Linked DNA regions of Mus musculus: region 2 is linked to region 1. A link is a loop called in an ENCODE intact Hi-C map of the cell type or tissue named here. Cell type or tissue: gastrocnemius. All regions are shown on one strand. Links, peaks and the distances in the headings refer to the core of each region. The heading gives the core; the rest is flanking DNA.

Evidence for each region. A loop is a pair of places that touch in the nucleus more often than their neighbours do. Peaks named below come from ENCODE experiments on the same cell type or tissue, not always from the same donor. Only the 100,000 strongest peaks of a DNase experiment are listed, where the experiment ranks them.
Region 2: it touches region 1 in a loop (2.1-fold over the local background); 4 of 42 quality-filtered maps call a loop at or near these places.

The regions. Positions count from the first base shown.
Region 1 is chr2:148,760,161-148,770,946 of GRCm38, forward strand. It overlaps Cst11 (cystatin 11), which reads right to left. Exons shown (of 3, transcript NM_030059.2): 2 at 10,223-10,327; 3 at 8,458-8,636. The coding sequence ends at 8,550. Among named protein-coding and RNA genes, the nearest start is that of Cst11, 5.9 kb to the right of the region's middle. In gastrocnemius, for the core only: a CTCF peak has its summit at 5,953; no DNase peak of the experiment used is centred there.
Region 2 is chr2:148,832,617-148,843,402 of GRCm38, forward strand. Cst9 (cystatin 9) reads left to right here and starts at 2,531. Exons shown (of 3, transcript NM_009979.1): 1 at 2,531-2,816; 2 at 4,058-4,171; 3 at 5,836-6,121. The coding sequence starts at 2,595. The coding sequence ends at 5,913. In gastrocnemius, for the core only: no CTCF peak of the experiment used is centred there; no DNase peak of the experiment used is centred there.

The DNA.
Region 1 (10,786 bases), core at 1,393-9,392:
AGTTGGTTCTTTGAGAAAATCAACAAGATAGATAAACCCTTAGCTAGACTCACTAGAGGGCACAGAGACAAAATCCTAATTAACAAAATCAGAACTGAAAAGGGAGACATAACAACAGATCCTGAAGAAATCCAAAACACCATCAGATCCTTCTACAAAAGGCTATACTCAACAAAACTGGAAAACCTGGACGAAATGGACAAATTTCTGGACAGATACCAGGTACCAAAGTTGAATCAGGATCAAGTTGACCTTCTAAACAGTCCCATATCCCCTAAAGAAATAGAAGCAGTTATAAATAGTCTCCCAGCCAAAAAAAGCCCAGGACCAGACGGGTTTAGTGCAGAGTTCTATCAGATCTTCAAAGAAGATCTAATTCCAGTTCTGCACAAACTTTTTCACAAGATAGAAGTAGAAAGTACTCTACCCAACTCATTTTATGAAGCCACTATTACTCTGATACCTAAACCACAGAAAGATCCAACAAAGATAGAGAACTTCAGACCAATTTCTCTTATGAATATCGATGCAAAAATCCTCAATAAAATTCTCGCTAACCGAATCCAAGAACACATTAAAGCAATCATCCATCCTGACCAAGTAGGTTTTATTCCAGGGATGCAGGGATGGTTTAATATACGAAAATCCATCAATGTAATCCACTATATAAACAAACTCAAAGACAAAAACCACATGATCATCTCGTTAGATGCAGAAAAAGCATTTGACAAGATCCAACACCCATTCATGATAAAAGTTCTGGAAAGATCAGGAATTCAAGGCCCATACCTAAACATGATAAAAGTAATCTACAGCAAACCAGTAGCCAACATCAAAGTAAATGGAGAGAAGCTGGAAGCAATCCCACTAAAATCAGGGACTAGACAAGGCTGCCCACTTTCTCCCTACCTTTTCAACATAGTACTTGAAGTATTAGCCAGAGCAATTCGACAACAAAAGGAGATCAAGGGGATACAAATTGGAAAGGAGGAAGTCAAAATATCACTTTTTGCAGATGATATGATAGTATATATAAGTGACCCTAAAAATTCCACCAGAGAACTCCTAAACCTGATAAACAGCTTCGGTGAAGTAGCTGGATATAAAATTAACTCAAACAAGTCAATGGCCTTTCTCTACACAAAGAATAAACAGGCTGAGAAAGAAATTAGGGAAACAACACCCTTCTCAATAGTCACAAATAATATAAAATATCTCGGCGTGACTCTAACTAAGGAAGTGAAAGATTTGTATGATAAAAACTTCAAGTCTCTGAACAAAGAAATTAAAGAAGATCTCAGAAGATGGAAAGATCTCCCATGCTCATGGATTGGCAGGATCAACATTGTAAAAATGGCTATCTTGCCAAAAGCAATCTACAGATTCAATGCAATCCCCATCAAAATTCCAACTCAATTCTTCAACGAATTAGAAGGAGCAATTTGCAAATTCATCTGGAATAACAAAAAACCTAGGATAGCAAAAACTCTTCTCAAGGATAAAAGAACCTCTGGTGGAATCACCATGCCTGACCTAAAGCTTTACTACAGAGCAATTGTGGTAAAACCTGCATGGTACTGGTATAGAGACAGACAAGTAGACCAATGGAATAGAATTGTAGACCCAGAAATGAACCCACATACCTATGGTCACTTGATCTTCGACAAGGGAGCTAAAACCATCCAGTGGAAGAAAGACAGCATTTTCAACAATTGGTGCTGGCACAACTGGTTGTTATCATGTAGAAGAATGCGAATCGATCCATACTTATCTCCTTGTACTAAGGTCAAATCTAAATGGATCAAAGAACTTCACATAAAACCAGAGACACTGAAGCTTATAGAGGAGAAAGTGGGGGAAAGCCTTGAAGATATGGGCACAGGGGAAAAATTCCTGAACAGAACAGCAATGGCTTGTGCTGTAAGATCGAGAATTGACAAATGGGACCTAATGAAACTTCAAAGTTTCTGCAAGGCAAAAGACACCGTCAATAAGACAAAGAGACCACCAACAGATTGGGAAAGGATCTTTACCTATCCTAAATCAGATAGGGGACTAATATCCAACATATATAAAGAACTCAAGAAGGTGGACTTCAGAAAATCAAATAACCCCATTAAAAATGGGGCTCAGAACTGAACAAAGAATTCTCACCTGAGGAATACCGAATGGCAGAGAAGCACCTGAAAAAATGTTCAACATCCTTAATCATCAGGGAAATGCAAATCAAAACAACCCTGAGATTCCACCTCACACCAATCAGAATGTCTAAGATCAAAAATTCAGGTGACAGCAGATGCTGGCGTGGATGTGGAGAAAGAGGAACACTCCTCCATTGTTGGTGGGATTGCAGGCTTGTACAACCACTCTGGAAATCCGTCTGGCGGTTCCTCAGAAAATTGGACATAGTACTACCGGAGGATCCAGCAATACCTCTCCTGGGCATATATCCAGAAGATGCCCCAACTGGTAAGAAGGACACATGCTCCACTATGTTCATAGCAGCCTTATTTATAATAGCCAGAAGCTGGAAAGAACCCAGATGCCCCTCAACAGAGGAATGGATACAGAAAATGTGGTACATCTACACAATGGAGTACTACTCAGCTATTAAAAAGAATGAATTTATGAAATTCCTAGCCAAATGGATGGACCTGGAGGGCATCATCCTGAGTGAGGTAACACATTCACAAAGGAACTCACACAATATGTACTCACTGATAAGTGGATATTAGCCCAAAACCTAGGATACCCAAGATATAAGATACAATTTCCTAAACACATGAAACTCAAGAAAAATGAAGACTGAAGTGTGGACACTATGCCCCTCCTTAGAAGTGGGAACAAAACACCCTTGGAAGGAGTTACAGAGACAAAGTTTGGAGCTGAGATGAAAGGATGGACCATGTAGAGACTGCCTTATCCAGGGATCCACCCCATAATCAGCATCCAAACGCTGACACCATTGCATACACTAGCAAGATTTTATCGAAAGAACCCAGAGGTAGCTGTCTCTTGTGAGACTATGCCGGGGCCTAGCAAACACAGAAGTGGATGCTCACAGTCAGCTAATGGATGGATCACAGGGCTCCCAATGGAGGAGCTAGAGAAAGTACCCAAGGAGCTAAAGGGATCTGCAACCCTATAGGTGGATCAACATTATGAACTAACCAGTACCCCGGAGCTCTTGACTCTAGCTGCATATGTATCAAAAGATGGCCTAGTCGGCCATCACTGGAAAGAGAGGCCCATTGGACACACAAACTTTATATGCCCCAGAACAGGGGAACGCCAGGGCCAAAAAGGGGGGGGTGGGCGGGTAGGGGAGTGGGGGTGGGTGGGTATGGGGGACTTTTGGTATAGCATTGGAAATGTAAATGAGCTAAATACCTAATAAAAAATGGAAAGAAAAAAAAAAAGTTCCCCAAGGCCTTGTTCACCATGCATCATTCTTTTGGCTGTGTCAGGACAATTGTCCTAGCGGGAAGCATGGTGACATGCAGGCAGACAAGGTGCTAGAGAAGTAGCTTAGATTTCTACATCCAGATCCTCAGGCAGCAAGGCCTAGCTTGAGGATTTGAAACCTCAGAGCACACCCCCAGAGACACACCTCCTCCAACAAGGCCACTCCTACTCCAACAAGCCACCCCTCCTAATAGTGCCACTCCCTATGAGCCTCTAGGGGACTATTTTCATTCAAACCACTACAAAGAGATATAGAGTAGTGTCCCAGGGGAAGATAGAAACTCTGAGTCCTTGTGATTGCAGCCACAGGGTGCACTTAATCCCCAGCAACAAGCTATGAAGGCATTTGTGACAAAGTGTCTGCTAGGGACCAATGTTGGAGACTCAGCGCTCATGTTGTTTGGGGCTGGTCTCATAGGCCTGTGTCAAGTTCCAGACTCTAGGAGGAGAGAGGTGCCAGACACAGGCCTCACTTGTGTTTGTAGTGTGGACATATGGAGGCCCTTTGGTAGGTTTACCATCAATGTGCAGACAGTTACCCTCTAGGACTCCAGACTGCAGGCATGGTTCAGTGAGCTTATATTCTCACTTCCCTATAGCTACCTCCTTCCCATGACTCACAGCTCAGCAGAGAGGTCACAGAATGAGAGCTGAGGGCTCTCACTTTGAGCTGAGAGCATGTTGAGTGTACCATGTGATGCTTGGCCAACTCCCTGAGCCTGCCCTGTCTCAATCAGAGGGCAACTAGAGAAACTTAGGGGAGAAGAATGTAGATCCCTAAGCAAGCGCCTCATGTGAACCAAGATGCCTGGAGGAGAAGAGGACACAGGGAAAGAGTGGAAGTTGATACATTTGTACAGAGCCCAATGTACCCTGGCATGCAGATCCAATGCCCACGGGGCCTCTGAAGACCCACATTGCCCTCCACTTTCTCCCTGAACCCACTGAGTCATCTCTTCAGTCTCTAAACACACCATTCCTGTTCACTCTTTAATAATGGACCTGTGAGTGGTTTTCAGGATTTTTTTAATTTTTAATTTTTTTTAGGTAGTGTCTAGGTAGGTAGTTCAAGTTGGTTTTGAATTTGAGATCCTCCTGTCCCAGCATTCCTGACTCCTGGGATTATCAGCACATACCACCATACCTATCTAGTTTCAGTGTCTAATAATACCTTTTAGCAATAAGCATGTGTGAACCTATGTCAAAGGTGGACGTGCACATGTGTCTCTAGTGTTGACCCCATGGGGGTTGCATTTACACAGCACAAGCTACTTTTGAACTTTTTTTCACTTTTCCCAACCTACTCTGCCTTTCCATTGTTATTTACTTCAGACACGGGCATGGTGGTTCAGACTTACACTCTCAGCATTCAGGAGGTTGAGTTGGGGAGTTACTGTGAGTTAGAGAGGCCACTCTGAGCTATAGAGAGATATAGTGTCTCAAAATTATTGACTAAATAAATATTAAGGAAATAAACTATGGTATTGCTTTGAGCTGTGTTCAGATGCTCCGTTCTTACTCACGTTTACATGGTGGACTTATGTTCAGTTTCTGTTTTTTACTTTATGTGATTTCATATTGACACTATCTTTTTAAATTGTATTTGTTGTGTTGTGTGCATGTGTGTGTGTTAAGTGTGAGTGTGAATGCATGTGTGCTCTTCCAGAGGACCAGAGCTCAATTCCAAGCTCACAACTATCACTCTCCTGCTCCAGGAGATCCAACACCCTCTTCTAGTCTCCATGGACATTGGCAGGCATACTGAACACAGGGACATATAGACATATAAGTAAAAATTATTTAAAATTAACATATATTTCAGCGAAAGTCCAGGGCTTAATACTATTAGTAGAACCTGCTGACATTGTACATTGTAGACTATATGCATGCACACACACACACACACGGGAGAGAAAGAGAGAGAGAGAGAGAGAGAGAGAGAGAGAGAGAGAGAGAGAGAAAGAGAGAGAGAGAGAAAGAGAGAGAGAGAGAGAGGGGGGAAAGAGAGAGGAGAGAGGGAGAGAGAGGAGAGAGAGGAGAGAGAGAGAATAATGAGGGAAAACAGCAGGTGCAGCAGATAGAGTTAAGGTGTTTATCCAGTTAGGATTTGCTAAAGATGGCTCTATGAACCATTAAGAACCATGATATCCCTGGCTCCTCTGAGTTGAGGTATCTAGGGCACAACAAAAGGGGAGTTGTGTGGAAGGAACCTGGGGACACTGAAGTTGTGGTGGTCCCACTGTTAATGTGCCACCATGAAAATTGCTTCCAAACTCCTGTGGAGACATAAATCTACAACATGAGAAGAGGTAGGACCTACCTGGACTTTTAGGAGGTTACTGGGTCTCTGTACCCATCAGTGAATGAACTCGTGTGATAAATGAGTTAATGGGTTAATGACTTACTTACTGCATCATGGTGAGAGCCGGTCAGTTATAAAAGCCAATGTAGATGGGTTTCTGCTACTTCCTGCCTCAGGACTCTGTCAAAAAGAAGACTACACTAGATGGTGCTCTTTAACCTTAGACCAGAACCATGAGCCCAAATAAAGTTCTCTTTATAATTTACCAGTCTGTTTATTCTATAACCTAAAGAGTCCAGTTATGTTTCTGTTGTCATATACACACAGCTGTGATCATATCCACTAGAGTGTGGTGGTCACAACAGCGGCCACACTCATAAAGAGAACATGATGTTGGGAGGGGCTGGGTGTTCTTGGGAGGAGTTAGGAGGAGGAGTGAGAGGTGAATATGACCAAAAATACCTTGGATGCATGTTTAAAATTTCTGGAGAGCCGGGCGTGGTGGTGCACGCCTTTAGTCCCAGCACTTGGGAGGCAGAGGCAGACGGATTTCTGAGTTCGAGGCCAGCTTGGTCTACAAAGTGAGTTCCAGGACAGACAGAGAGAATTAATGAACATGTATTTTTAAACTACACTTAAATCCTATATAAGTGGAAAGTACCTTTGTTAGAGTAGAAATTCTGGAATTCTAGTGAGAGAAGGAGTTTTTGCCATTTGTAATAAGTGAAGAAACGGACGTAGAAACTCTTAACAATCTCAGTCCAAATGTCCCTTTTCTAGAATGCACTGGCTAAGAACATTCATTTCACCTCTTGATTTCTCCTACAAATGATCGTCTACTTTCTACTTTCTAATTCCTTAAATAAGAAACATAATACAAATTTTAAATGATACTCGTGAATGTTAGGTTTTATAACAATTGTTTAGCATTTTGTAAGTTCCTTATGCATAATGAGCACAGGATAAATCACAACCAATGTCATGATTAATTCCACAGTTTTATTTATAGATTTCACTCAATGTGAGCTATTTTATTTTATTGTTTGTGTGTGTGTGTGCAAATGTGTGTGTGCATGTGTGTGTACAGGTGCCCATTGATGTCGGAGGCCTTGGATCCCTCAGGAGCTGGAATTCCAGGTGGTCATGAGTTGCCTGACATGGGTCCTGTGAACAGAACCCATGTTCTCTGCAAGAGGGAAGCCCTCTTAACCTCTGAGCCGTTTCTCCAGTCCCAGTTTGAGATATTTTAAACAATACAAGCATGTCTGACAAGTTATTTAAAGTCTGCCTCCAAGTAATTTAATTAATTAAGTAAGTAAGTATATATTCATGTTTTATCCAAAATACTGGTGAACATCTTCAAACTTAATCTAAAGTCCAAGGAATATTGCAAAGAACAATTGTATATTCCCCATCTGCTCTCTAGCTTATACTTTGTATTGACATTATGCATTTCCCTCCCCATTCTTATATTTACCCAACAGTCTCCTTTTCATATGTATCTCAAATTTTGATGAAGACAACAGTATGCTCTACCCTAAACATGTCTGATTGAAAATGAAACGGATTTCACAACTTGTGTTTTCCTCCCTTTGAGCTAAAAATTTTAATATATAATTATACTAATTGTTAAAAATAATTTACCTCGTTTGTGGTATTCTGTTGCTAGTAATAAGACACACACTGGTCCTAACTGCTATTATAAGGTGGTGGGAGTCTAGATCCAGGTTTAGTGTTTTTTTCTTTTTTCTTTTTTTACTTTCTAACAATATTTTATTCTTTTTAAATTGTTTTTATTTGCTTCCATTCCAAATGTTGCTACCCTTCCTGGTCCACCCTCAAAATGTTCCCCATCCCCCCTCTGAGAGGGTGCTCCCACCCCTCACCCACCTATCAACTCTCATGCTGCCCTCCACATCCCTCTTTTTGGCGGGCATCAAGTCTCTACAAGATTAGGCACTTACAGAAAGAGAGGGAATCTCTCAACTATGGACCAGGAGCAAATCCTTGTTGTTCTTTGTGTTCTTTCTTCTCCATTCATACTTCAGTAGAGGAGAGGAGGGCTCTTTGCCAGGTTTCTGTGGGATCCCATCATGGGAGTCCCTTGTAAACATCTCTTGTGTTCAGTTACCTACTGTCAACATCTCTCCACCTCCTTATTTTCCTTCTTCCCAGTTTTCCCATCTTGCCTTAAAACTGAGACTATTGGGCCTGGGACTGTTGCTCAGTTCATAGGATACTTGTGTAGCCTGCATGAAGTCCCGTGTTTGAAACCCACCACTGCATAAAGCTGTGTGTGTCTGTTATCCCTGCACTTGGGAGGTGGAGGAAGAAAGATGAGAAGTTCAAAGACATTCTCAGCTTCATAGTGAGTTCAAGATTAGCCTGAGGCTACCTGAGACCTGACCTCCAAACCAAACCAAACCAAACCAAACCAAACCAAACCAAACCAAACCAAACCAAACCAAACCAAACCAAACCATCTGACAAAAAAAAAAAAATTCTAAAGTCTCCTACTTGTTAGGAAGCTAAAAATGAAGTTCTCCTAAGCATGTGGGTGTAAACAGTGGTTCAGAAAGTATCTGTATTATCCCATTGGAACTCCTAGTAGACCTCCACATTTTCTTATAATAACTGAAGAATTTATAGGGGAGAACTGGAATCACAGCTTGAAGACCATGAAGAGAATAGGCTGACTTTTTTATTAGGCAAATTGAGGGCTTCTATTGATTGCAGGGGGATTGGAAGCATGGAGGATGACACCGCATGTGCTCCAGGACACTCAGCTGATATCGGTACAGTTTTTCTTGAGTATTTTGAATACTTCAACCCAGGGAATGGCGTACACTGAGAAGTAGCACTGGATTTTCTAAAACAACAAAAGACCAATACGTGTATTTTAAAAGACGAACAAGAGCTGGGCATGGAAGTACCCTGTAATCCCAGCAATTGGGAACCTGAGGTGAGAGGTTTATAGTAAGAAATGGGCTCCATAGTTAGACTCGTTCTAAAAAACAAAAGAAACAAACAATAAGTTAAGATAAAGAGGCCAAAATGGAAGGTTATAAGGAAGAGAACATCAAACCTGAGGCTGGGTAAGTAGCAATGCCTCATTGTCCCTCCGATCCTGATATTTATGTCATTCCACTCACATAACAAACGTGTTGCTAAGACTATTCTGAAGAAGGTCCTGTCTGTGGTCAGATGTGGAGTAGGACTAGGGGCCACCAACCCATACTTAATGTGGGAATTACTGATTCCATTTTCTCACCATTGCCATTCACATGGTATTTACCATGGCCTCTCTCTCTGGGTTTCTGTTGGATCTTCATCTCCTTTCTTCTTTCCCTGCATCCCTTCCCCTTCATAGATTGATTCCTTCCTTCCTTCCTTCCTTCCTTCCTTCCTTCCTTCCTTCCTTCCTTCCTTCCTTCTTCCCTCCCTCCTTCCCTCCTTCTCTCTCTTTCCTCCATCTACTTAGCTATCCATCCACCCACTCACAAGCTGCCCACTTGTATCCATCCATCCTTCCACCCATTCTTTCCTTCTATCTATTCATTTCATATTCCTTTCATTCACCCAAACTAATGATTTTATGTTCTAATATGAAGAGGAAGCCCAGGAAAGGACACATTTGTGTGTTGAGAATCTCCAAGTCATTGTTACTAGATTGACCAATAGTTTACGAACCAAACAAGGACATGTTATGAGCAAAAGATGAGGCTAATAGTGATTACATTAAAAATGACATCACTTGGGAGGCAGAGGCAGGAAAATTTCTGAGTTTGAGGCCAACCTGGTCTACAGAGTGAGTTCCAGGACAGTCAGGGCTACACAGAGAAACCCTGTCTTGAAAAACCAAAAAAAAAAAAAAAAAAATTATGTCAACATCGACCAGGATGATAGGATGATGCTGGGCAAGGAGGGACATATGGCCATCCTTTATCAAATTCACTTGAGGAAAGTTAAGAGAAAGTTACAGGGTTGTTAGGATTCCTCTGTGTGTTGGACCCACTCTGACTATGCTCACAGATGTGGCAATGGTGTGGGGCAGTATTAAGCCAGCCTCCTGCTGGATCAAAAAGAAGGCTGCTGGGGACTGAGGTACCTTTGGGGCTGAAAGCCTCTCAGCAGACCACCCACACAGATTTTTTTTTTTAGTCTACCTCTACAGCAGTCAAATTATTTTCAAATGAACATTCCCACTTCCAGATAAAATATACTTAATAAATAACTGCTTCCCTTGGCCTGAGTTGTCCCCTTGTAATTCAGCCCCTCAACTTCTCCCTTTGGACCCCTTTCTCTTCCTTGTGATTCTTCTAGCATCAACAAAAGAGATATCATTCATAAGATTTTCTTTCGAGCAACCTTGAGTAGATCCCAAGCAGGTCTGTCTTCTCTTATGCTAAAGCCATGGGGGGAAACTGGCTTTATGTGAATGAGCTTGCCCAGCACCTTGTGAAGTTCCCCTTTCTGGATATCACAGAGGCTCGTCTCTGTCTTCAAGCAGGTGGTCCGCTGCATTTCCACTGTGATGTGATACTCCAGGTGACCTGTCACCTGTGGATAATGAGGGGAAGGCAAATGGTGAATATCTGCTTCTCCTCTTTCTGGCTTCTATATGGGCAGGACAGCTTTACACCTTGCTTCTTGTCAAGAGCCTAGTCTTGCACAGTTGTAGGATCCTTGCTCTTCTTTCCTGTCTGACTCCAGTCCTCTTTTAGTCACCCTTTGAGATATCACCAAGAGTACCCATCTTTCTCCATGGAATCCCCTGGACAGCATTGAAAAGGCTAATTGTTCCAGACAGTAATGTGTCAAATTTTCTCTGAAAGGCTGGATAGTAAGCAGGTTAATCTCTGTAGGCCATGTGTCCTGTGTCGTAACTTTTCAAATTGCCCGTGGCAGCAGAGCAATCCCAGATAGACATATCACAGCTAGCTGTAATAGCACTGCTTTAAAAGACACATAGCTAGGCCAGTTGGTACTGGGTGGGTAATTTTTTAGTTACTATTGAAA
Region 2 (10,786 bases), core at 1,561-9,560, 73 kb after region 1:
AGACAAGTGGATGGATCTGGAGGATATCATCTTGAGTGAGATAACCCAATCCTAAAAGAACACACATGATATGTACTAACTGATACTTATACTAATACTGGATATTAGTCCAGAAGCTCAGAATCCTTTTTAGAAGGGGAACAAAATACCCATGGAAGAAGTTATAGAGACAAAATTCAGAGCAGATCCTGAAGGAACGACCATCCAGAGACTGCCCCACTTGGGGATCCATCCCATAAACAATCACCAAACCCAGACACTAGGCAGATGTCAATAAGAGCTTGCTGACAGGAGCCTGATATAGTTGTCTTCTGTGAGGCTCTGCCAGTGCCTGGCAAATACAGAAAGAAGTGGATGCTCACAGTCATCCATTGAACAGAGCACAAGGTCCCCAATACAGGAGCTAGAGAAAGTACCCAGGGAGCTGAAGGGGTCTGAAGCCCCATAGGAGGAACATCAATATGAACTAATCAGTACCCCCAGAAACTCCTTGGAACTATACCACCATCAAAGAAAACACATGGTGGAACTTGTGGCTCTAGTTGTATATGTATCAGAGGATGGCCTAGTCAGTCATCAATGGGAGGAGAGGCCCTAGGTCCTGTGAAGGCTCTATGCCCCAGTATAGGGGAATGCCAGGACCAGGAATGGGAGTGGGTTGGTTGGGGAGCAGGGGGAGGGGGAGGGGATAGGGGCTTTTTGGAGGGTAAACTAGCAAAGGGGATAGCATTTGAAATGTAAATAAAGAACACATCTAATAATATTTATGTTAAAATATTGATGAAAAATAAAATGTAAAACTAAAAAATAAAGAGAAACAATAATAAAAATATTGATAAAAAAGTTTAACTCAAAAAATTTAAAAAATAAAATAAAAGTTATTCATTCTGAAGGCCATTCAGCAGGTTTCCTGCAGGCTTTATTGGAAAAGATACATGTGACTGGAGCTACCCAAGAACCAAAAGCTCTTCTTCAGAGAGTGCCTCCCCTTATGTCCTTGGGAAAGTTGTTTCTATCTTCCTGTCCACCTTGGAAAAGTAGCTTTTCATTATCTATTTCCTGGGAAAATAGCCCTTTGCTGTCTTCCCCCTTCTCCACTGAAAAGAGGCCTTTTCTTTCCTAACAATTAACCACAGAATCGACTATTCCTGGGAAAGAAACTAAAAAGATTTGGGACCTGGAGACGTCCTAATCAGCCTTTTTTTTTCCCCCTTCAGGTTCAGAGAACTCAGAACACCCTTGAGATAGCAGCTCTGTCTTGGTTACAGAGAGTAGATAGGAACTCCAGAAGTTGCTAGCCACCCTGCTGCCAGGCAGCCTCTCTGACACACCTTTTAGACTCCCTGTATATTGGTTTGGACTCCTAGTCTGTTTGTCTGTCTGTTTACTATGTGTATGAGAGAAATGCATGAGTATACACACTTTGATATGTCTCTGAGGACAACTTGGGGGGAGTCTGTTTGTCCTTCCACCAAAGTATCCTGGGAATCAAACTTGGGTCCTCAGGGTTAGCAGCAAGAGTGTTTACTTGCTGAGCCATTTTGCTGGTTTCCTATGCAAGTCTTGTACCCACAACTTCCAGACAAGTGGTCTTTGTTGGTCACAGGCTTCAGCTTTTCAGTTTGTCAGTTCTCTAAAAAAAAAAAAAAAAAAAACCTTTCCCCTTGCCTTAACACTTTTCTAGGTTCTGCCTAAGCCTCAGAACTTGGATCTTTGTCGTTCTTGCATGTTCCCCACTATAGGGCATCAAGACTGGGGAATTTGTTGGGCAAGGCTTGATTGATATATATATATATATATATATATATATGTATATATATATATATATATATGTGTGTGTGTGTGTGTGTGTGTGTGTGTGTGTGTGTGTATGTATATATATATATATATATATATATATAGTTTTTTTTTTAAAGACAGGGTTTCTCTGTGTAGCCCTGCTGTCCTGGAACTCACTTTGTAGACCAAGCTGGTCTTGAACTCAGAAATCTGCCTGCTTCCACCTCGTGTACCACCACTGCCCGGCGGCTAGATATATTCTTATAGCATAGTTCCAGGTTCTGTTTTATAGTCCGACTCAGTGGCAAGTGCATGTGGGATAATGAGTATGGTAACTTCTCTCTCTGTTTGCATCTATGATTTGGTTGATGTTGTTTTTGTTTTGAGAACAGAGTCTCAGGACATAGTCCAGGGTAGCCATGAACTCATAATTCTTATGTCTATTCTTTCTCAATTCTGGCATTATAGACATGTAGCATACTGTAAAGTATCATAACTTCCTGAGTATTTCTCTTAATTTCACAGTCTGTATCTGTCTTCCTCAGATGCTCTCCCCACTAAATATGATCAGGTACCATTGCTATGGTTGAAGACGTTGACTTTGTTTTTTCCTTAGGGACGTTTGGAAGATGCTTGGGCAGCAATGAAAAATGGTGTGGGGGGGGCGTGGCATGTGTGTGCATGTACATGACTGTGATAACTGAGGAGGAGTCTGCCCAAGCTGAAGAGATTATGTGTTGGTGCTGTGCCTGATAGACTCCTGTGGGAGTGAAGAGCTAAGACAGACAAAGCAGTAGCTGTGGAGTTCTGGCTCCATGTCCTGTCCACTGAGAAAGAAAGCTCTGCCTCTCACCATGCTGCTGCTTCTGCTGAGTTTTCATGTTCTCATCACTCCTGTCTCGAAGGCCAATAAAGAAACAAACAGATCTGTTCATTTCATTCCCACAGTGGAATTTGCCGTGAACACATTCAACCAGGAAAGTCAGGATGAATATGCCTACAGGATGGAACATATCATGAGTTCCTGGAGGGAGAAGGTAAGTGTCCTTTTCTGTCTTGTCGGAATGTACCTGCTAGTCCATGAAGAATTGGAGAGAGCAATCCACCTTTTGCAAGTTACACATTGTCAGGAGCCATAAAGGGACAAGCTAATCACTAGCAGGTGGTCATCCTGAAATGGCCTGCTTCGGATTATTATATAATCTGCAACAGGCATGCCCTTATTAAGCAAGGCTGTAAGGGACTCATTTTAGGAAATATTCCTGCTATTAATGTGCTTTTCCTGTTATTATTAAAAATATATAACAATCACTAAGTAGGAGCACACCCCTTTAGAGCAGATCTCTGCAGATCCATGAAGATGTACTGACTTGTAGTGATGCTATGTAGACAAATAGATGACTTAAGTCTTAATGATGATCCTATAAGAATTCCTAAAATTATATCAATGATTATTAAGCTCTTTTATAATGGGGCTGCTATTAGGTCCTTTTCTGATAGTCAAAGCTGCAAAGAGAACTCTGCCAGTCTCCCAAGTTTCACCAGTTAATTTCTCTTAGATGGTAACCAGACTTTCTCCTACCCAGGGCACATTCCAAGAGGTTGTAAAACAATTAACTTAAGGTCATAAAAAGGGAACTAATGATTTATTATAGGTGCTAGGACAGAAGATAAAATATTGACTGGGTTTATCTATACAAAACTTCACTAATAACTTAGTCATGGTTTTAAACAATCAGTGAACCTGTGGAGTTGAGATAGGTGGTGGATGTTTAGCCAGATAATTACTCCTAATGGATATGCATGTAAACATTCACTGTTGAAAACTTCTATTTCAATTTACGATTTGATTTTTTGTGAGAACTTGTGATGAACTTTGTTACATGTGATCATGTATACTGAAGGATGTATAAGTACTGAGGACAAAGAGATGAGGGAAGAGAAAGGAGAATTTTTTGCCTTTCCCCACTTAGGGTCTTTTTTCTTTTCCTCTTAGATAGCTTTCACAGGAAACTTTTTACAACTTAATAATATAGAGTCTGGAGATAATAGTATGGACTGATCTTGACTTCTCTGATTTCTAACAGGTTCCTGCTCTTGAATCTTAACTCTCTAATCTAGAGACTACTACCCTGGCTTCTGTCTTCATAGAGTTTACTCCAGGCCTCGAGGAACTCCAAAAGGAGAGGATTCTGGGTCTCTTCCTATATTGAGCGCAGTCACATAGCCTCTTAAGTGGCAAATGGATCTGTTAATTTTAATCTTTTTCGGTTTACAGGTAAATTTTCCAACCGTGTATTCCATGAGGCTTCAGCTGCGTAGAACCATATGCAAGAAATTTGAGGAGAGTCTCGATATTTGCCCCTTTCAGGAGAGCCATGGTCTGAATAATGTAAGGCAGGACACCAGTCCTCTTAATTTTCACAGTTGTGGATGCTACAGGGGGACTGGGTGGAGTGCAAGAACAAGTGACAGAGCCATGCCTAGGGACCCGAGGATGGGCAGGTTCAAGGCTCCTCAGGACTCTCTGAGCCACAATGTGGAGGTAACATGCATCCCAACGAGGCACATACAGAGCACTAACCAACCTGAGCTCTCAACACTACCCACTGCTTCACTGAAGCTGCTCCCTAGATTTCATAGCCTTACAATGCTTGTATCTCTTTTGATCCTGTGTTCTGGATATACAAAGGGTTACCCATTACCTTATCTTCATTTTCCTTCATTGCCATCAGCAGAAGAAGTCTGGATGGCTCTAACATAACTTTTGTCTGAATGTGCAGTTCTTAGGGTCCTACCCTGACACAATGTCTGAAAGTGAAAAGTGAGGAGGAGCCCCACTCTCATCCCTTTCAGGTCTGGCCTTGGGGCCCTTGTTCTGGTGAACCAGGACAAGGTAAAGCTTGACTGTGAGGACAACTCTATCTAGCATCAGTTGAGCATCTTATCAGAGGTTTCACTAATACATTATCTGATAGGCTAAACCTAAGGGTGGCTTGTTCTAGTTTCATTTGTGTTGCTTTGATAAAATACCCTGACAAAAAGCATCTCTTGGGAGAAAGGGTATATTTTACTCACAACTCCAATTATCAGAGACCTCAAGGCAGCAGGAACTTAAAGCAGGTAGTCATATGACATCCATTGTTGATTCCTAGTTTCTCCTCTGGGATCCAAGCTCCTGGAATGACTCTGAGACTCAGTTATATTTACAAACACCTTGGCCATAAGCTTTGGTTGGTTCCTTAATTAGATCATAACTAAATATCCCATTTATTCTAATTTAATTTCTGCCATGTGGCTAGTTACCTCTGCTCAGCTCTCATGTGTCTATCCTCTTTCATGTCCTGAGGAGACTCCTTCACTTGGCTCAATCCCAGAACCCTCTCTGCCTACCGGATGTCCTGCTTTCTAGTCTACCCTTTCCTATATGCTTTTTACTAAACAGATGATGCATCAATACAGTACATGCAGATTCTCTCTACAACCCATAGTCAGAAATAAAGAAAAATGAATATACACAGGCTTCTAGTACTTAGCTCCCTTTCCCCACTCTAATGTATTTCAGGTTCCAAACCCAGGAAATGGTGCCACCAACTGTAGGCTGGGTCTTTCCACAATTAATATAATCAAGACAACTCCCCACTGACATTCTCACTGGCCAACCTGATCTAGGGCATCTCTCACTGAGATTCTCTTTCCAGATGATTCTAAACTGTGTTAGGTTGGCAATTAAAACTAATTAACTATCCCAGTGGGTAATCTTGACAGGGTGCTTTCTACCATTACTGTTAGGCATTTGAATTACACAAGAACATCCTAGATATTCTTCTTGAGGTCTTTGTTTGTTGAGGGAGAGTTGCAACAAGTACTCTTAGATTTCCATGGTGCTTCAGATCAAGACGCAAGTCAATATTTGCCAAGGGTTCACTGGGCAGTCTGAAGATGTTTTTCTCCTTCTATGGAAGGGAAAGGGTGAAATGTCGGCTGTTCAGAGTACAATCCACCAACTTTCTCACCCTCTTTTTTTCACTGTCTTTTCTTATTATTTTTCCTCAGACCTTCACCTGCCTGTTTACTGTCGGTACCTATCCCTGGATAACAAAATTCAAGCTCTTCAGGAGTGTGTGCTCATAGTTTCTCTGATGGGAGTCACCCATGGACTGGTCACGTACTTCTCTGCATCCGTGAAGGGGTTACCCTTGGCAGAACCTCTGTGCTCATTTTCCTTGTTTTGCAGCATTGTGCAGTATCAAGACTGGATATGTGGATAATAATGAGGGGAAAGTGTACATTGCTGTTGTTTCATCATGTAGAATAGCTCATTAAATATTGCATTTCTGAACATGTTTTGTGTATAATTTTAGAGGAAGTACCATGGGCCAGTGGTGCGGACAATTTGAGTTTCTAAAATTTTGCCCACACTTTGAAGCCCCTAAGGGGATCACAGGATACATTAGTAAGCAAGCTGTACAAGAACTATTGCCACACAAATACAGAAGTACAATGACTGTGGTCTCCTAGGACACTAAATATCCAAGAAGGGCCCAGGTCTCTGACACTCTTACCCTAGCATATGTGTTCAGCCTCTGATTTCCAGAAAGAAGTTTACAGGCTTCCCCGGGTGAAAAGAGTAACAAGTTGGGTTTATAGTTACTAAATAATTACTTATTGCTTGACTTTTCAGTCGGTCAAGATGTCAATAAAATAGTTAAGAATATTGAGCTGGAAAACCTCAAGACTAGTAGCAGAGAACAATTTAGTGCTTACTAAAACTCATTGGGTGTGGGCTGGAGAGATGGCTCAGCAGTTAAAAGCCTGTACTGCTCTTGCAGAGAACCTGAATTTGAATCCTAGGGTCCTCACATGTACCCATGTATACACATACTCCCCCCACCCCTCACATAGTTCTTAAAATAATCACTGGGCATGGCATCAGCCAGGTGGTAGGAGAGGACTTGTTAGTACTCTCTTACAGAAAACTCAAGTTTGCCAACTGTGTGCACGTGAAACTATCGTCACAAACTATCAGAAATCAGGTGAGATTTCAGCACCTTGGGTAAGCACAGAAGTATGAGGAGACACACTGAGCAGGAAGGGAGGGTTTACATTACTCTTATCAGCCTGATCCAACTGCAGGAAACAGAGACATTCTTTCTGCTGGTGAGAGAAGACTAGATTCTGCTTTGGATGCCAACATCTGATGTACTTTATAAATCTACAACTAGGATATAATCCACAACCAACCTCTTTACCCAGATGGCCCACAATCTGAGACTCTAGCCCCACCCTGAATAAGAATTGGCCATAGAATCTAGACATCCCATAGGGAACTGGCCTGCTATGCCAACCATGTTGGCCCTAGTGATCTAGGATCACAAACCTTCCCCAAATTTTAGGCTGTTACCCATGATCTAAGCTCTACCCTGGTCCCAGCAGAACTAGAGTCCTGGGTCCATCATGTTCCAGCAGATAGGAGCTAAGTGTATCCTGTTGGAACCCGTTGACCAACCATGGCAGCAAGTTTAACTGTAGAGTGACCTTGTGGACATGGACTAGGTCCAGCTCTTTAGGTCAGTATTCAGAGCTGCTCCTGTTCTGCCTTGCTTGTCCCAGCCTTAGATCAGGAGATAGTAGAACCCCGAAGAGGAGAATCATGGGATTAATTATAAAAATACTTTCTTTTAGTCTCTCTGTCTCGCTGTCTCTCTGTCTCTGTCTCTGTCTCTCTCTCTCATTCTGTGTGTGTGTGTGCACATGTGTGGGCATGTGTGTATGTGTGCCCTAACTTCCTTTCAGTTTACTACTATTGATTGACCTGAGCATGCTGTGGCCTAGGTAGCTCTTGATCATGGTTGCTGAACCTCCATAAGATCCCTCTGGGTGGCTGTAGGACTCACTCAAATGCCAGCCCACTGCCAGTTCTCACTATAACTGCCAGTGATTCCTGTCTCAGCTCAGGGCTTCCTGACTCTTTGTAGTCCTGGGCAATTCTGTTACCTAAACCAATTTCAGCAAGATAATTCACAATTGTTTTGTGGACAGTTGTAATTCTTGCAGTATAGACAGCCATGGAAAGTAACATTTTTTTTATCACCTCATTTCCGTTGATGCCAAGAGAGAAAGGCTATTCTCACAAAACATGATCAGGTCAGGAGATTTATACCTGTTAGCTAACTCCTCTCTGTTCTTGTTACTACTTTTCCTGTGATTTTTCATTTATTTCTTTGAATATCATTGAATTCTTATTGCCCTTTATTTATTTAGAATTTGCCCATTTTATATTTACTGTCAAAATTATTTTTATTGTATTCTATAAGTATGAAAATATTGCACTCTTCCTGTTTTCCTTGAAATCAAAGGAAATTTGACTTTAAGACTGTGTGAAATTGAGATTATTTTGTCCTTTAGTGTTTGGTGGACCTAGAAAATTTATTTTATTTTTGAGTTTTTTGAGGAAATTTACTTTTATTATTTATTTATTCAAATGGCTTTTGGTCTATCCATAAATATCATATTTGCAGAGTCATTTAATCTGTATTTTCTCAAATGTTTGTTAATCCAACTATAATTCTAAATATATTAATTATCATAAAATGTTGCAACTTTTCTCATCATTTTTTACTGTGACAATTTTCACATATAAATAGTGCAACTGAAATATTAATACATGCACAAAGAGTCCTGAATCATCTTTATAAAATGTTGCCCCTTTTTTCAAAATCAGGCACACCTTGAGTGAGTTTTTGTTGGTGGTACAAAGGAGAAGCCCAGTTTCCCCCTAAACTATCTATGGACAGTCAGTTTCTCATGGTCTACAATGGCATGGGTACCATATAGCTAAAGTTTTGGACACATATTTACCTGCATCAGTGAGACTACATCAATTGCACATCTTGCTCCTTTTCCATTGACTGACTCTTCCTTTGCCTGGCCAATGTGGGTTTTATAAAAATCTAATATGTATTAGTTTTCCTATTAATACACACAAAATAAAGTTTTTTTAAAAAAATTCTGTGGAATATACAGACTGATTTTGGGGGAAATGGGCATTTTTAGAACCTAGAGTTCAAGTGCACTGGCATGAACTATTTCTTCATTGAATTGTCTCTTTTTCAATCTCCGTAACATTTGATTACTTTCTACAACGTACCTAATTTTATTGACTTCTTATGTAAGTCCATGTTTTCTGTTTTGCTTTTTGTTAGTTAGTTAGTTAGTTAGTTAGTTAGTTAGTTAGTTAGTTAGTTTGAGACAGGGCCTCTCTACAGAGTCCTGATTGTCAAGGAATTCACTATGTAGACCAGGCTGGTTTCAACTCACAGAGATCTTCCTACCTTTGTTTCCTGAGTGCTGGAATTAAAGTCATGTACTACCACACTCAGCCTGTAAGTTCATGCCTTAATTTGATATTATGTTGTTGTTTTTTTAATTACGTATTTTCCTCAATTACATTTCCAATGCTATCCCAAAAGTCCCCCACACCCTCCCCCTCACTCCCCTACTCACCCATTCCCATTTTTTGGCCCTGGCATTCCCCTGTACTGGGGCATATAAAGTTTGCATGTCCAATGGGCATCTCTTTCCAGTGATGGTCAACTAGGCCATCTTTTGATACATATGCAGCTAGAGTCAAGAGCTCCGGGGTACTGGTTAGTTCATAATGTTGCACCTACAGGGTTGCAGATCTCTTTAGCTCCTTGGATACTTTCTCTAGCTCCTCCATTGGGGGCCCTGTGATCCATCCAATAGCTGACTGTGAGCATCCACTTCTGTGTTTGCTAGGCCCCGGCCTAGTCTCACAAGAGACAGCTATATCACAGTCCTTGCAACAAACACTTGCTAGTGTATGCAATGGTGTCATCGTTTGGAGGCTAATTATGGGATGGATCCCTGGATATGGCAGTCTCTAGATGTTTTATTGGTTATAATTATTTAAAATACGTATTATCTTAAAACCATAAATTTCACTTTTTATGTTTAAAATCGTTATAGTTATTTCTTTGACAATTTTATACATATTTACAAAACATTACTTTCTCCCTACACTCTCTCTTATCTTCTTCCTACTCATTTCAGTCCCCATTCCTACCCATCCTCTTCCCAGATTCATGACTCTTGGTTTTGCTGTAGGACCATTTAATTAGACCATCTGTGTGACCACTGGATTGGACCTACGCACTGGAGCCAGTTATGGTTACCAGAGGGTATACAACTGAAAGCAATGGATCTCTGTTCCCCTAAATTTATCTTTAGGATACAGTTAGTTTAGCAGTGAGGAATAAGGACCCCCCAGTCCCTCCTTATCCTTGCTTGGCTTTTGATGGGCCCATTCTTGTACAGACTCCATATTGTCATACAGGTTGTTGAAAGTTGATTATCATGGCTATGTCAGGACAAAGGATGGCATTTCACAGCCCTTCTCTTCTTAACCATCTTCCACTTCCTAACAAATTTCTACTCCCTCTTCTGAGCCATGGTATAGTTTATGTGTCTTTTTTAGAGCTGAGCATTCAGCTCACACTTCTTAGCACAGAGTGAAGCCTTAAGATTCTGCCTTCAAAAGAAATTAAAGAAGATCTCAAAGTGTGGACACTTTGCCCCTTCTTAGAATTGGGAACAAAACACCCATGGAAGGAGTTACAGAGACAAAGTTTGGAGCTGAGACAAAAGGATGGACCATCTAGAGACTGCCATATCCAGGTATCCATCCCATAATCAGCCTCCAAACGCTGACACCATTGCATACACTAGCAAGATTTTGCTGAAAGGACCCAGATGTAGCTGTCTCTTGTGAGACTATGCCGGGGCCTAGCAAACACATAAGTGGATGCTCACAGTCAGCTATTGGATGGATCACAGGACCCCCAATGGAGGAGCTAGAGAAAGTACCCAAGGAGCTAAAGGGATCTGCAACCCTATAGGTGGAACAACATTATGAACTAACCAGTACCCCGGAGCTCTTGACTCTAGCTGCATCTGTATCAAAAGATGGCCTAGTTGGCCATCA